Linked DNA regions of Homo sapiens: regions 1, 3 and 4 are each linked to region 2. The links are chromatin contacts, found by Hi-C or POLR2A ChIA-PET in ENCODE. All regions are on one chromosome and are shown on one strand. The core of a region is the stretch at or near the end of the contact, and the rest is flanking DNA. Distances in the headings are between cores, read along the strand shown.

The links. Hi-C counts contacts between places; a loop is a spot of excess contacts on that map. ChIA-PET counts read pairs that join two places held with the same protein, here RNA polymerase II (POLR2A). Pooled maps may share reads with other maps.
Region 1: a loop to region 2 is called in a map of endothelial cell of umbilical vein, with 7 times the contacts of the local background. The contact joins the promoter of NR2F2 here to the enhancer-like site in region 2. A Hi-C loop is called at or near these places in 8 of 168 maps with a recorded cell type or tissue (HepG2, aorta, ascending aorta and 4 more) and 17 of 50 pooled maps. POLR2A ChIA-PET finds 5 or more read pairs at or near these places in 3 of 52 experiments (HepG2, WTC11 and endothelial cell of umbilical vein).
Region 3: a loop to region 2 is called in a map of heart left ventricle, with 4 times the contacts of the local background. The contact joins two enhancer-like sites. A Hi-C loop is called at or near these places in 5 of 168 maps with a recorded cell type or tissue (aorta, chondrocyte, endothelial cell of umbilical vein and 1 more) and 11 of 50 pooled maps.
Region 4: a map of endothelial cell of umbilical vein shows a loop between it and region 2 (2.3-fold over the local background). The contact joins two enhancer-like sites. A Hi-C loop is called at or near these places in 1 of 168 maps with a recorded cell type or tissue (endothelial cell of umbilical vein). POLR2A ChIA-PET finds 5 or more read pairs at or near these places in 1 of 52 experiments (WTC11).

The regions. Positions count from the first base shown.
Region 1 is chr15:96,328,513-96,332,145 of GRCh38, forward strand. It overlaps NR2F2 (nuclear receptor subfamily 2 group F member 2), which reads left to right and starts at 2,188. Exons shown (of 3, transcript NM_021005.4): 1 at 2,188-3,633. The coding sequence starts at 3,594. RefSeq lists a silencer at 1,941-2,080.
Region 2 is chr15:94,842,608-94,846,296 of GRCh38, forward strand. No RefSeq gene overlaps it. Among named protein-coding and RNA genes, the nearest start is that of LINC02852, 260 kb to the left of the region's middle. Within about 2 kb of position 2,109, at least 22 of the 41 ENCODE cell types and tissues checked have a DNase peak (open chromatin) inside an H3K27ac peak, as active enhancers do; they include ascending aorta, endothelial cell of umbilical vein, heart left ventricle and 1 more, where a contact is called at or near this core.
Region 3 is chr15:96,355,777-96,359,604 of GRCh38, forward strand. All of the region lies in intron 3 of LOC101927263 (a long non-coding RNA gene), which reads left to right. Among named protein-coding and RNA genes, the nearest start is that of SCDAL, 15 kb to the left of the region's middle. RefSeq lists an enhancer at 2,698-3,540. Within about 2 kb of position 1,480, at least 28 of the 41 ENCODE cell types and tissues checked have a DNase peak (open chromatin) inside an H3K27ac peak, as active enhancers do; they include endothelial cell of umbilical vein and heart left ventricle, where a contact is called at or near this core.
Region 4 is chr15:96,159,279-96,162,677 of GRCh38, forward strand. All of the region lies in intron 3 of NR2F2-AS1 (NR2F2 antisense RNA 1), which reads right to left. The region is part of intron 1 of LOC112268156 (a long non-coding RNA gene); the gene reads left to right. Among named protein-coding and RNA genes, the nearest start is that of NR2F2-AS1, 170 kb to the right of the region's middle. Within about 2 kb of position 1,678, at least 9 of the 41 ENCODE cell types and tissues checked have a DNase peak (open chromatin) inside an H3K27ac peak, as active enhancers do; they include endothelial cell of umbilical vein, where a contact is called at or near this core.

The DNA.
Region 1 (3,633 bases), core at 938-3,437, 1.5 Mb after region 2:
CTTGTCCCGAATCTGCTGACATTTGTAACATTAGCAATTCCTGAATCATAGAGGTTGGAAGGGAAAACAACAACAACTACCAAAAACCTTCTCCTGTGTAATGATTTCTTTTCCATCCTTCTTATCCTCTTTAGGAGAAAGTTATATTGTGTCTCTAATTAACCTGAAATTCTCAGCTTGGCTTCATTCTGTGGCAATCTTATTACACACCAGGTTTATGATAGTTCAGTGTCCACTATAGGTTTGCTGGGCTTTTTTTTTTTTTTTTAACAACTTTCAAATAAACCGAGAACCTGCAGCTTTAGTGAAATACGTGATTTCATCGGAGAAAGAGTGAGGGCTGAGGTTTCGGGAATGAAGCTTAAAGAAGATTTTTCCTTTCCTAAAAACCAGCCCCTATCTGCCCAGATCTTTAGTCCTTACCTCATATTCTGCCTATGTGTGTAAAGAGAATTGAATGTAAAATGTGATCTATGCATGTCAATTATATGTATGGTTTATTTTTAAAATATCTTTACCCTGTCAATTTTTTTTTCAGCTACCAAGGATGTTTTCTGTGGTCATCAATTTACTCTTCATATGTGTTCATTTCTTTCCTGGAGCTCAGCGTCTTTTGTGTAAAATATTTTAATTGTTCACAAACCTGGTTGGTTTACCGGCATGAGGTTTTTTCTTGGTGCAAAGTGTGTACAAAGGAGACACAATTTTCTTGTATAAATGTGGAATAATGATAATTCACTAACTGGTCATAAACAACAAGTTTACTGCGTTGGAATATAGTGTGTTCTGAGAGCAATTCTACATGTTTGATGTTTAAAACCAGACACCCTGGAATTCAAAGACACAACTGTCTCAATTATTTTAGCACATGGAGCAGAATGGCAATAGGCTATGAAGTTGTTCTTTTTGCAGTGACTTCTTGAGGTAGAATATGGCTTGGGTTTGGTTCTTGTGACCTGTACTAGTATTATTTCCCATTTGGGGCAGAATCTCTGGGTGCGTTTTAATGACTATATGAATGCTTAAAAGGAACTTGAGGAACAATGAAGTCCGTACTCAACTGTTCTATGACCTAGAAGCATAGTCGGTGAAGTCTTTGTCTGTGTACATTGACAAATGTGCATCTGATACATGTGCGCTTACATGTGTGTACAGAGGGTGTGCACAGGGGAGGCTGGGCGGCTGCCTCCTCCTGTCCATCAGTGGGCAGAGGTCTTTCCCCTCTCACCATGACTGGGTGTGTGGCAGGATGTTGGCTGGAGAGTTAGCTAAAACCAGCGAGAGAGGGTAAAGTTGAGGAAAATTGATTCTAATTGCATCATGACAATCAGATGAAGTCTATTTCTGCTTCTCAGCATCCGAGATGCTTTATTTGGGCAATTAAAATGTCAGGCCACATACCTGTGAAATGTTAACCCTACAAGGAATAAACAGAAACAGAACGGCCTTTATCCTCTGAAAAGAATATATGTCATATATATATGTCACCAAACCGAACAAGTGATCAGAGTTAATTAAGAGAAGGGTTTGCCATCACCCGGATCTGGCCAACTCTTTCGTTTGGAAAATGCCTACAAGCTCAGTTCGTGGCACCTTCCCACCCTCACTCCCTATCCCTCTGCAAAGAAACCAGGGAACTTTTCTTTGGCATTGTGGGTACTAAGATGCGCCAGGAGTCCCGGGTGGTGCGCGAGCGGCGGAATTCGTGACATCGCCAAGTTGCGAGAGGCAAACTCCCCGATTCCATCCAAAGCCTCTCGCGGAGCCTTTAAGAGACGTTGTGTGTGCGCGCTGCGCTAGTCTCCCCGCCGGGGCGGAAACCTCGGGTGCGGGATGTGGGGAGAGCAGAGGCAGCGCTCGCAGGGCCAGCACGGGCCCATCCCCCTCTCGGCGGCGGCGGCGGCGGCGGCGCGGCCACCCCGTCCCCGCCCCCCCAACCCCCGGTCCCCCGCGTGCCCCGCGCCGCGCCGGCGACGCCGCTCGCGCTAGGACCGGGCTGCGCCCGCGGCCGCCATGGCGGGGCCGCCGCAGTCCGGCCAATGACGGCGAGGGGGCGGCGCGCGCGCGCCTGGCCAGGCCAACCCCGGCTGCTGCCTTATAAGGCGCGCCGTCGCCATGGCAACGTGCGCTAAGTTGCAGCAGTCGTGTCAAAGTTCACTATATAGAGAGCTCAGTGAGCTGATCGCGGAGAAGCCACTTCTGCCAGCCCCGGCGCCTATAAATCGCATTCCCTCCCGCGCCCCCCTTTTTAGCATATTTGATCACTTTGATTCTCTGTTCTTTTCTCTCCGCGGTGTGTGTGTGCGTGCGCGCGTGTGTGTTTTCTTCTTCTCCTCCTCCTCTCCCCGAGTTGCCTCCTTTCTCCGGGTGCCGTACTGCCTTTTTTCCCCTCTTTCATTCTTTCTCTCCGTCTTTTTCTCCCCCCTCTGCGCACGAAGGATGTGCTTCTAGGTGGTGATCTGCCCTCCTCTCTCTCTTTTATCATTTCTCCCCCGCCGCCGGCGAGTTGACTCTTTCCCTATGTGTGTGAGGCGGCGGCGGCAGCAGCAGCAGCAGCGGCTCCGGCGGCGGCAGCAGCGGCAGCAGCGACTTCAGCGGCGGCGGCGGCGCTAGACGCAGCGGCTCCGGGCCCGACCCGGCGGCTTCGGCGGCGGCTCCGGCGGCAGCGGCGGCCCGGGCGGCCCGCAGGGAACGGCGAGCGGCCTCCACCCAGCGACTGCGGGCGGCGGCGGCCGGAGAGAGCGAGGCGCGCGCCGGACGCCCGGGGCAGGCGGCGGCGGCGGCGGCCCAGCGCCAGGACGACGCCGCGCAGCGCCCGACGCGGACCACTTTCATGCTGATTCCCCCGGACCCGGGCAGCGCTCCGGCCACTCCGCGGGCCGCCGGCCTCCGCCCCGGCCTGCCTGGCTCCCTGGGCGCGCCCGCACCCGGCGCCTCCGATCTCCTAGTCCTCCTGATTTCGATGGCTTTCCTGAATGGCTGACTGTGGGCTGCCCTGGACTTGGCCCCCGGACAGTCGCCTCTCCTCCTCCTCTACCTCCTCCTTCACCACCACCTCCTCTTCCTCCTCCTCCTCCTCCTCCTCCTCCGCCAACTCCTCGGCTGCACACCAGCTCTAAGAGCGAGAGTGAACGAGAGAGGGAGGGAGAGAGTGAGAGCGAGCGAGATCTTTGGAGAGATTTTTTTTTTTGCCTCCTACTTCTGTCTTGAAGCCAGACAATCGACTTCAGCTCTCCCTCCCCTCCCTCTTTCTCCACGTTCTGCTCCCACTCGCTCTCCTGTCCCCTTCCCCTCCCCTCCCGGCGGAAAGCCCCCCGAAACCAACAAAGCTGAGCCGAGAGAAACAAACAAAACAAACACACCGGGCCAGACAAGCCATCGACAAAACTTTGCAAAAGCAAAAACAAAAAAGGAAAAACTAACCAACCTCAACCAACCAGCCCCCGAGCCACCCGGGGCGCCCTCCCGCGCCCTCTTGCACCCTCGCACACACAAAAGGCGGCGCGCCGGAGCCCGAGACCCGGGGAGCCGCCGCCGCCCCGCCGCCGCCCGCAGCCAGGGGAGCAGGAAGTCCGGACGCAGCCCCCATAGATATGGCAATGGTAGTCAGCACGTGGCGCGACCCCCAGGACG
Region 2 (3,689 bases), core at 859-3,358:
AGAAGTCTGAGGCAGGAGAATCACTTGAACCCAGGAAGTGGAGGTTGCAGTGATCTGAGATCATGCCACTGCACTCCAGCCTGGGCAACAGAGTGAGACTCCTTCCCCACCCAAAAAAAAAAAAGAAGGAATCATAGCATCATAGCATTCAACTTGTCTGTGAAATACATTACTGCACATTATGGTTATAATTAGAAGCTTAGTTATTTTGAAATGTCTTATTGATAGGTACCATTGATTGAATGTGTTCTTTCTGTTGGGCAGTGCTTATTGTTTTCAGTCGTCACAATTTTCCCAGATAAATGTTTTAATCTCTTTGTTCAAATGAAGAGGTAGTAGTGGTTCAAAGGGATGGTTTTACTTGGTCTAAGACACACAGCTAAATACAGACCCTAAAAGTTAAATTTATGTCTGCCTCAAACTCCTGTTTCTACTATATATTCGTAGCCTCTCAGTTTGGATATCTTACACTATCTTGCTATTTCCCAAGTATTTACTCCAAATAAAGAACAGAATACAATATAAAGTCAACCAATATTCCCTAAGCAAGAGATGCAGTAGCAGCAGTTTCACAAAGACTATCTCATTTATTCCTTTAATAATCCTGGGCAGGAAATTATTAGCAGTCCCATTTTATAGCTAAGAAAACTGAGGCTCTGAGGATTAAGTAACTTGCTTGGGCCACAATCTGTAAGTGGCACTATCAGGACTTGAATAGTGATCTGGCACTAATTCTGGAGCTCTTCCTACCTCCAATTTTTTATTAGTTAATAAAAATAATTCAGAGAGACAATAAGTGCCTTGCATTAGCATACCACAGTCATAACCCCTCAGGTAGTGCTCCATATATGTAATGAACAAATTAATGGATTTACCTCCTACATCTGATTGTGAACTAAAATTGTCACTAATTTTTTTTTCCTGCCTTTCCTTCCTGTTTTCCCTTTGATTTGTGATACACATAACTGGAAAGCCTGTTAAAAGATAATTTTCAAAAAACGATAAAATCATGACTCTCATACAGATACAAATATGAAGACATATTAAAGAATGTCTGTTACTGCTATAATACGAAGGAAAGAGGCAGATATCATAACCAGTTCAAAGGAAAAGTCAAAAGAACATAAATGTATATGGAATATACATAAATGTATAAAAGAATGTTGAGATGAATTGTAAATGGAGACGAAACTTTTCCACCAGGGAGGTGGTGGTGTTCGGTTAACTATATCCTAGAAAGGACACTGCTATCAGTTACCTATAATTTACAGAGTTACCAAATAGCTCAAAGACGGTGAACAAACAGGGCTAGAACTGGGCAGCCAGACAGGTGTGCTATAGATGATGAATATTTTTCCATTGAGACATTTGTATTTTAAAAGGCCCTTACTGTAGTAGAGAAGCTCATTTAGAGTATTACATGCAGTAGATGATAGACAGGTTGTTTGAAATAAACATAATAGGACTAGTCCAATATATAATAGATGTATGAATGAATGGGATGTTCTTTTCTATGCTATTTCCGTATTCTGTGTAAATGATCAGTAACGAACATCCTTGTAGAGCTGGCAAACACACAGAAGCAGCCAACATAGAGAGAATGGGCTTGAAATGCTGCTACCCTGAAGAAAAAAAAATACACATATATCAGCTCATCCTGGTTCCGGCCTGGGGCATGGGTGGGGGGTAAAGGATTAGAGTCCCTTGGTCCTGGTCTGCCATACATAAAGAGTCTCAAATTTATACTGAAAACGTCAGTGACCTCCAAATGAGGTTACACGGTCTCAGCTATACACTCAACGGAATGAAGAAAGAAAAAACACATCACGCAACTTTCAACATGTGTCTCATTTCCAACCACAATTGCTTGGAATTTAAAGCTGGCATTTTTAAAAATCCTGCTAGTAAATAGCAAAATTATATTTATGTGTGTCCCTCGTGTATGTATATTAAGCACATTAATTTGTACAACATGACACTTCTTGCTTCCACATTTCATTTTTCTTTTTGTAACTTATTAACCAGGAGGCTCATAAACGCAAGTGGCCTTGACTCTCCCAGAACTGAGAGGACCTGCCCTGGCCCGAAGCCAAAGGCATTTTCCCCAGCAAATAGCTGGACTTAGGATCCGTTTAACAAAGCTCCTTTAAAAGTCCTTTGGAGTGCGCCGGCCGGTGACACCCAAGAGGCGACCCCTCCGCCCTTCCGCTTTTGGAGGGTGGGCGGCCGGGGGTGGGGGTCACAGTGGCCAGCGTCCCCGGAGGGCGCCGGCTTCCAGGTGCGGGTGGGGCTGCGCGCCCCGCCGGGCCCGGAGAACTTTCACTGGGCGTCCGCGGCGCGCAGACAATGGGCCGGGGAAGCGCCTTATCGCGGCGCGCAGGCCTTCCCCGAGCGCGGCGGGAGGCGGCGGCGCTTCCGCGGGCCCAGGGCCGCCAGTCCCCCGTCCCCCGGTCGCCCGCCGCCCCCTGGCCAGGCCCCGCCGCCGCCGCCCGCTGCTTCCTCCCGCTCTTCCTCCCTGCGACCTCGCGGCCTCCTGGCGAGGCGCGGCCGGCGGAAAAGCTTGGTGGGGTGGCCGCGGCAGCGACACGCGCGGCCGGCCCCGGGAAAACAAAGGGGGGATGTGTGTGGCCAAGAGTCCGGAAATGGGGCGCCGGTGGGGGCCGGGGCGGCGCAGCTCTGCCTCCTGGAGCCTATTGTTTGCCGGGTGCACATGCACACGCGCTTAACAAGAAATTAACACATCCTGCCGCCGCTTATCTATCCATCGATGGCCAAACAGACGGCGCAGTCACTTTGCACGGAGAGGGCTTTTAATGTAATGACCAGGCCGGAGAAGAATATCTCAAGCCCTTCGTAGAAGTTCCTCTTTGTTTCCGTACGGCCCTTGATACCATTTGTGATTCTCAAGCTACTATGACAGCTTCTTAAAAAATGTATTACTTTTTTTTGGTAGGGGGCGTCTTTGAATTTCTTAAAAGGGGGCATTCTGAAGATCCCTTGCCTAACAGATTTTTTTTTCGTCTTTTTGGTACTAATTCTAAAATGATGTAGTTTTATAGTGTGCCAGGCACTATTCTAAGAGTTTCAACTGTATGAACTCTTTACGCTCCTTAACAACCCTGTGAGTTCCGTGGTATTTTTATCTTCATTTTCTAGATGAGGAAAGGAGGACATAAAAGAAACCACGCTGGTAGAGAGGTAGTAAATGAGGCAGCCCAGATCAGAATCCTGGCTTGCCAGCTTGAGTCCATACTCTGAAATGAGGCCTTCCAACTTATTTTTTCACCTCTGGGTTGCCATGATTTGGGTTTTAATTTAATTTTTTTTTGATCACTGAAGTGCAGGACGTTTGTCTAGCCCTTGCTGTTCCTGAACGGGTTATCTAGGGAAGCTTGTAACCGAGCCGAATTTCATAGATCAGAGGAGCAAATGACTTCATTACGCATATGCTTTGCTGTATTAATGACTGTCTGCACGATTTAGGATTTAGGCTGTCTCTGGGTTTTTGATGAAGGGCTGTGGAATTGAAGTGGAATTTGTCGTTTCTATGAAAGGGACATGTTGTCATGTCTATGGCAAGTATTCAAGCAAAATGAGCACCAATAAATTTGAAACCGATTAATCAACCTGGACAATAAGCCAGAATTTCCATTTTCTGGAAATTTTCATCCAAGTTGGGTGAATGTGGC
Region 3 (3,828 bases), core at 230-2,729, 1.5 Mb after region 2:
ATGGAGAAGAGACAAACCAGCCAGAAAGCCAACCTGGCTATTTTCCTGGCGCAGCCGTGTAATTTCTGAGCAAGATCTGAGAGCTCCTAATCAGCAAGGAGGAGCCCTGGTTACAGGGAGAAGGGGCACTCACGCTATCCCCTGCCTGCCCTTTGGGGGCTCACCCCGCTAACTCAGGGGACTGCGGAGTTTCAAGAAGCGATCTCTATGTTGGGATTGCTCAGGCAGGGAAATACAGGGGCTTATACAACACCAGATAAACTCTATCTCCACCCTATAGTCCCCAGTTCAGCTCCCATTATTTGTAGGATCCACAGAGCTCCTTTTAAAAAAAAGGATTTGAACTTTGTAATAAAAACTACATTAAATAAAGGTTCTGTACCTCCCTTCAAAACAAAGAAACCACACAAATCCTCACTGGACCATGACAGAGATGCTGTATTTTTAAAACCATGTTTGGCATGTAACATTTGTTTTAACTTATAACACCCATCTCTGGGATGGTGCACTTTGAAGACACATTGAAGCAAAGGCTCACCATATAAGTGGGTTAAATTTTCTGTATATTTTATGGTCGTGTGGATATAAGATTGCGGCAAACCTGTTAAGTTATCAACTGGATAAAATAGTGTCAAATGCCCAGTTGCACCTTGGAAAGAGAGGCTGTGTAATTTGCAATTCTTGCCAGTTGCTACTTTCACCGGCGGACAGGTGTACGTGTTGGGGGCTATATTTTGTGGTTATTTAGTCAGCAAAGCCAAAAGCTGTGGGTACAGTGTCCCAGTAGGCTGGAGACTGGCACTGCAGAACCCCTCTAATGCTGGACTGACCAGAATAAATGAATTTTGGTGGAAATCATAATTGGGAAGGGATGACTTTATAGGCACCACCTCATGGGAGACATCTGCACTGGCCGCAGCTGAATGGCCGGAAATACACGGGGCCCGAACTAGTGGCTTCCTAAAGACCACGTCTCATTTATCTTCTCCTTTCTAGGAAAGCAGCTCCCCAGCTTGAGTGACTACTTTAGACTTGGTGAAATTGTGCCTATATATTTTTCTCCTTCTTCTGTTATTTTCCCTTCATCCCAATGCAGCCACTGTGGGATCTGTCGGTCACAGATAATGGTTTTTAACCCGTCAGAAGACCTGTGCGTTGCGGCTTCTCTGAGGGTTTCGATTACGGAAAAAGTCCGGGTGACGTACAATTAGGCTGCCGCAGGCTGGGAGGCTTGGCGGCGTCATTCCAGTTTCTGCAGCGAGGTGGCGCTCCAAGGTACGGCAGCGCGCCCGGGTTTTCGCCACCGAGCGCATCCGCCGCCGCGTCCACGCAGCGAGGCAGCGGCCACCGAGCAATGTTAACTCGGGGTTCCTAAAGCCTCTGAGCGGAAAATCGGGAGCGCTCAGACCCACCTAGGCGGAGCGGTCCGCAGGGTGGGCGAAGGCCTGAGGCCACGACTGGGGAAGGCTGGCGGCGGCGGGGAGCGCTGTGATGGCGAGTTCCGGAGCACACTCCGCGCGCCGCCGCTCGGGGGAAATCTTCGAAATTCCCGGGCGGGGCGGAGGCTGGGGCTGCAGGTCCCCAGGCACGGCGAGCGGCGCGCTGGAGTCAGCCTCGGCCCAGGCACACCGAGCAAGCGCCCAATCCACCACAAGCTCAGAGACGCAGCTTAGGGTTTTTTGTTGTTCTTGTTGTTCTTTTTCAAAGAAAAAAATAAGGAAAATATGTGTTCTATCGTTGTCCCCCAAACTAAAAAAGAAAAGATATATAGTTTTTGGGTTTTCCTTTGCTTTCTTCTTTTCTCTCATTTCCTTTTTCTTCCCTTCCTTTTCCTTTTATTTTCTGTAGTTTTTTTTTCTTACCTCTCCTTTCGCTTTTTTTTTTCTGTATTTTTCCTCCTATTTCTTAGAACTGGTTGTGTGTGTGTGTGTGTGTGTGTGTGTGTGTGTGAGAGAGAGAGAGAGAGAGAGAGCTTGAAAGAGAGAGGGAGAGAGAGAGAGAAAGTGAAAGTATTACCACCGGCTGGTAATACTAGAAGGCTTGGGCAAATGGTAGCAAAATTGGAGAAACTATTTCAATTTATTGAACGGACTTCAGTGCGTACGATTTCGTTTCCATGCTTCTGCTCTTTCTGGGTGTCTCACAAGCTCTGAGTCGAAGATGACTGGGAGAAAATGGCTCTCACTCTGCCACTCCTCATCTGCGGTCGTAGGGGCCCTTTAAAATCATTTTTGAAACAGTGATAGAATAATAGTAATAGTCCCAATGAACAGCGTTTCCTTCTGGCATGAATTTTCTCGTGGTTTTGCAGCCTGGTCGGCGGGACCCGAGGAACGCGGGCGGGCGGCGCGGCTGCTAGGCTGGGGCCCTCCTGTCAGCAGCTGGTTCCATGTGAATCCCCTGACCCGTGAGCTGTCCCCCTCTCTGTGGCCCTGGGTCTCGGGCCTGGGCCCTCGCAGCTGCTGGGATGCTTTGCTGCGACAACACCCTGCCTTCCACATGCAGCCGCTGCACTTCTCCCTTGAGTCGCATTTCCGGCCACCTCACCTTCCTTGAAGTTTTCTAGTATATAAGGAGGAATTTTCGGCCCAATTTAGAAGTCTGCAGAAACTCAGAGGGTCAGGTCATTAGGAATGTTAACGCGGCGACCAAGAATTATAAACATGATCTGAAAGTCTCTTCCAATTCATTTCTTCAAGTATTTATTTGAGCTAAGTGATGAAAAGTGACAGTTGTGAAATAGACAGCTTTTAAAAGTAATGAAGTCAGATGAGGCTTTAACCTGTCGATTGCTATAAATCAACTTTGAAAAAGAGGAATGAAGAATGTTATTTGAGCACCTAACCGCCAGCATTTGCTTTGCCGGCTGTCGACCCTGGAGTTGGTCTGCGAGCACCTCCCAGGAGGCAGGACCCAGTGAAGCCCTGCGCCTGCAGTGTGACCCTCAGGTGACATGAAGGATTGGGGGCCGCACTGCCAAAAGGCGACATTTTCGTGTGTGGGGGAAGGAGGGCTCCATTTCCACTCAGACTTTTGTCATGGGTTTGGGCTATGCAACGTATCTGGGCAGGTGACCCCAACCCTTAGCACAGTTAGGAATTCAGAGAGGCTGCCACCCATGGGGCTGAACCCCGAAATATAGATCGGCGCCCAGCCCAGCTCCCCAGCTGGTTGAGGGCGTCTACTTCCTTCTTCCATCCGGTTGGGGAAAGCCCAGGGCCTGCATGACGCCCTGACTCTACTAAACCTTTAGAAATGGTGGCAGCAGGGTGAGGAAGATGAGGAGACTAAATTTCTCCAGGGGTGGGTGGGTTGAGCTGGGGCTGAGTTATCTATAACATTAAATGACTCTCTTCTGTGAGGGAAACCCAGGAAGGAGGGGTCCTGCGGTCCTAGGGGCCTGGGGGCTGAAGGCAGGATAGAGCAGGTGTCTGAAGTTCTTGTGGGGAGGGGAGAAGGGTCCCATCCCGGCATGCCCCCGTCAGGGCATCCAGAATGCCTTCTGAGAAAAATGAACTGGTTGGGTGTTTTAAAGTAAACCTTCCACATTCTTTTGGAGATCTCAGTTCCCTACGATTGCAATTTCAGTCTTAGCCGGGCTTAGGGACGCCATCCTTTTCACAGTGACTTCACCGCACTCTGTCCCTGCCTGCACTCCAAGCCTAAGCCGGGGAAGAGTTCCCCGGGCCTCTGGCCCTCTGCGTCTGCTAGTCTCTTTCCCCCAAGACTCCCCGAGGTGGGGAGAGCACTGGTGCTCCCTGGAGAAATCAAGGTGTCCAACATTCTCTCCGAGGCGAGGCTGCTTGAGCGCCAGCAACAGGTCCTGCT
Region 4 (3,399 bases), core at 428-2,927, 1.3 Mb after region 2:
CTAAACATCCTAACACATGTTAGCATTTGCTGCCAATATGCTTCCTAATTAAGAACAACATAAAATCATAGGAAATCCTGCATCCTGTCTTCATGCACTTCTCATGTATCTTTAGTGCCCTGGCCTTCTTTCTCAAGCACATACACATTCACACACACAATACAGGTTGATTCAAAAGTCCTGTTTTGCCAACCATGAACTGTGGTGTCATTAACAAGATTAATGTACCTTCCAGAAGGTACCACCAAGCATTTTTTCTTCCTTCTTAAACAAATGCTGCTATTAAAAACTAATTTTTAAAAAGCTAATAAGGCATCCCCCAAATAAAAGACCAACAACATTTAATTTGTAAAGTATTATCTGTAACTGATGTGAAACTTCAAATAGTGTGTGTATATATATATATATATATATATATATATATATATATATACATATATCTTCTCTCTAGGCTTGCCTGGACTATTGGCTATGTTTCGATGAACAGATTCAACATGATAAAATATATGAACATGACCAATAGTCCTCTTTCAAGATGAAGGACAGACTAGGATCCGGTTTTCCTCTTAGTTCCTCCTTAAATCCATGCTCATTTCGTCTGAAAATATTTAAAGATATACCTGTGAGTGCTGAATCATCACCCCCTCATGACAAATAAATGAACATTACGTGATTACTGCACAGGTGAAAATGTATTTGATATTTCTAATTACGACTAGAATTGTATGAGTTAATCTTAGAATCCCCAGATTTATCAGTGATCCTACATAGCCAAACTAATTGCTTCTATTCCCCACCATCAGGCAGAAATCATTAAAAAAAAAAAAAAAGCAGAGGGAAACCAATCACTCAGGCACATTGTATGTTAAGTTTCTCCCACTAGTTCCACATGATTTTTTTTTTTCATGCACTGGAATAGACTCTGAAACAACACATAGAAATAAAACCTGGGTCTGAAAAGCTATCTTAAAACATTTTCCTTAAGACTTTTTAATGATTTTCAGAATCATTAATTTTTTTCAAATGAAACGCACATGCTCTTGTTGCTTCTTTCCTGAGCATAGCTTTTCATTCCTCCTCATCTTTTTCCCCCTTCCAAATCTATTTATTGCTTGTTGTTCTTGGCTCTTTCTCACTTTCCATTTTTCATGATTAGTTCTTTATGATCGTGTGTTTCCTTTTCTTCTCCCCGCCGTGGCTGCCAGCCCAGTTGTTCTCTCCGGGCCCTCGAGTTTCCCTTCACTAATGAAACAAGAGCTGCCTCCCGCCCTGGCTTTTGCCATCCAGCTGTTTCCTTTTTAAGATATAAACTCATCTTTATTCAGTGAAGTTCCTGGGCAAACCTGATTCCTTTTGCAGAAGAGTTGATAATAACCTGAGCGATTAAAAAGGTTTTAAGAGGAACGTATATCTGGAAAACTTGGGAGCGGGTGGAAGGAGGGTAAATAGAAAATGAAATTCATTTTTGAAAGATTCTGAGGAAAAAAGAACAACAACAACAACAAGCATTTTCCTTAATGTTTTAATCCTCCTCGGCAGCTCATGGTGGCAGCCTGGCCTTGAGCATTCTCCTGGAAGTCCATCCACTCCTTCCCAGCAACTTTCACCTCCTACCTTGCCTGCTTAACATTTCTTGGCCTCTGTGAAAGTAGCCTAGCTAACACTGCAAACCTGGATTGTATATGATTAGGTGGTGAAAAGGTGCCAACCTGAAGTGTAGCCTGCCAAGTCAAGTCAATTTACTGTGATGCTTTGACTGTGCAAGCAGGTCTTAATCCCTCTTTAATCTCCCATGTGCCCTTGACATCATGGAAATTACTGGCAAAGCTAATGGCATCAGATGAACCCTGGTAACTCTTTCAGAAAAGGTTCCCTGAACAAAATAACCTGTTTACTTCCTAAGTTTTCAAATCCCCCAAATATATCAAGAAAAAACGAATTAGCCCACAGCTATCATCTTACCAAAACAGAGGGGCTAATTCTTTCTCAGTATTATAACTGATAAGACCTCATGTGACTTGGAATTTATATTCTACCCAAGCATCGGTTGAGTGTGTTATAGTTAAGACTTGATTGATTAGATAAAGGGGTTTCCTAGTAGCTCTAGCTGCTCTGACTTTTAGGGAAACTTTTTCCTTTAAATCTGAGAATCCCTTCCTTTTCTGAAAACACTTGTTCTGATATAAAATTTCCAATGGAATCATTTTTCACCAGAAAACTAAAGAAACAAAAGCAAAAAGAAAACAAACAGAAAGGAAACAGAAGAAAAAGGAATTTAAAAAGTATTTATCGGATATAATCTCACCTGAAAACAATTATCAAGCAAGATAAAAATCAGCATCTACATTGGACAGAAATGGGATTATAACAACAGTAGTTCTTCACCATTTACAAAACACTTTCCCACATATATATATAGAGAAAAAGAATACATCTCTCTGTGATATATATCTCACATATATATTATATAAAAAATAGAAATATATAGAATAGAAATATATATAGAAAATAGAAAATATATAGAAAGAAGACAGATAGATGATAGATAGATAGATAGATAGATAGATAGATAGATAGATAGATAGATAGATGGGAGATAGAAAGTTAGAGTTCTTTGATGACAAGCCTCAAATGTCCCAAAATAAAGATTTTCTTAGAACTCGCATGAATCAGAATGTGTATCCTGGATACTTGCAGCGTGAGGGTTCTCTTCTATGGGAACCTCTCAGAAGATTCTCCTGTCTTAGAAGGAAAAGAGCCTGAGAGGACAGGTCTGATCTTGACTACCACATTTTATTCTCTAATCAACTCCGGTAAAAATAATTCCAGAATCTCCTCAATAAAGAAGAGTGACACCCATTTCCTGTCCTTTTGCATGGTTTCACACCTAGTGTCTATGAGCCCAGGAAGAATCCCTTGAGTCCTACCAGGAAAGGAAGGCAGGAAGATCTTGGATCCTGAAAAATGAAACTTGCTTGATTTTGATATGAATACCTGCCCCACCATGCATGCCAACTGATATCATAGCTCAGAATTCTTCCTGACCCCTGGTTTCCGTTGCCTGGCTGACCTTTCAACATCCCCTGTGCCTGCTGTTTCCCTCCCTAGCTCTGACTCACAACACATCTCATTGCAACCATTGGACTCTGAGACATTGTCCCCAAGGTAGATCCCAACCTCTGGATTCTGTTTGTCCCTCTGCCCTCCAGAGAAATATTGGTCTGAGGTTCCCTTTGGCCTTACCTGCCCACAGTTCCTCCCAGTCTTGTCATCAGGCCAGGAGCAGGGCAAGATATGAGTCCCAGGGACTGTGTGCTCACAGCAGCTGTGCCCAGAGATTAAGCTATGAGAAGCCAGGCGGTCTGGGAAAAGTGAACTGCTAACCTCTCTAGTTGCACT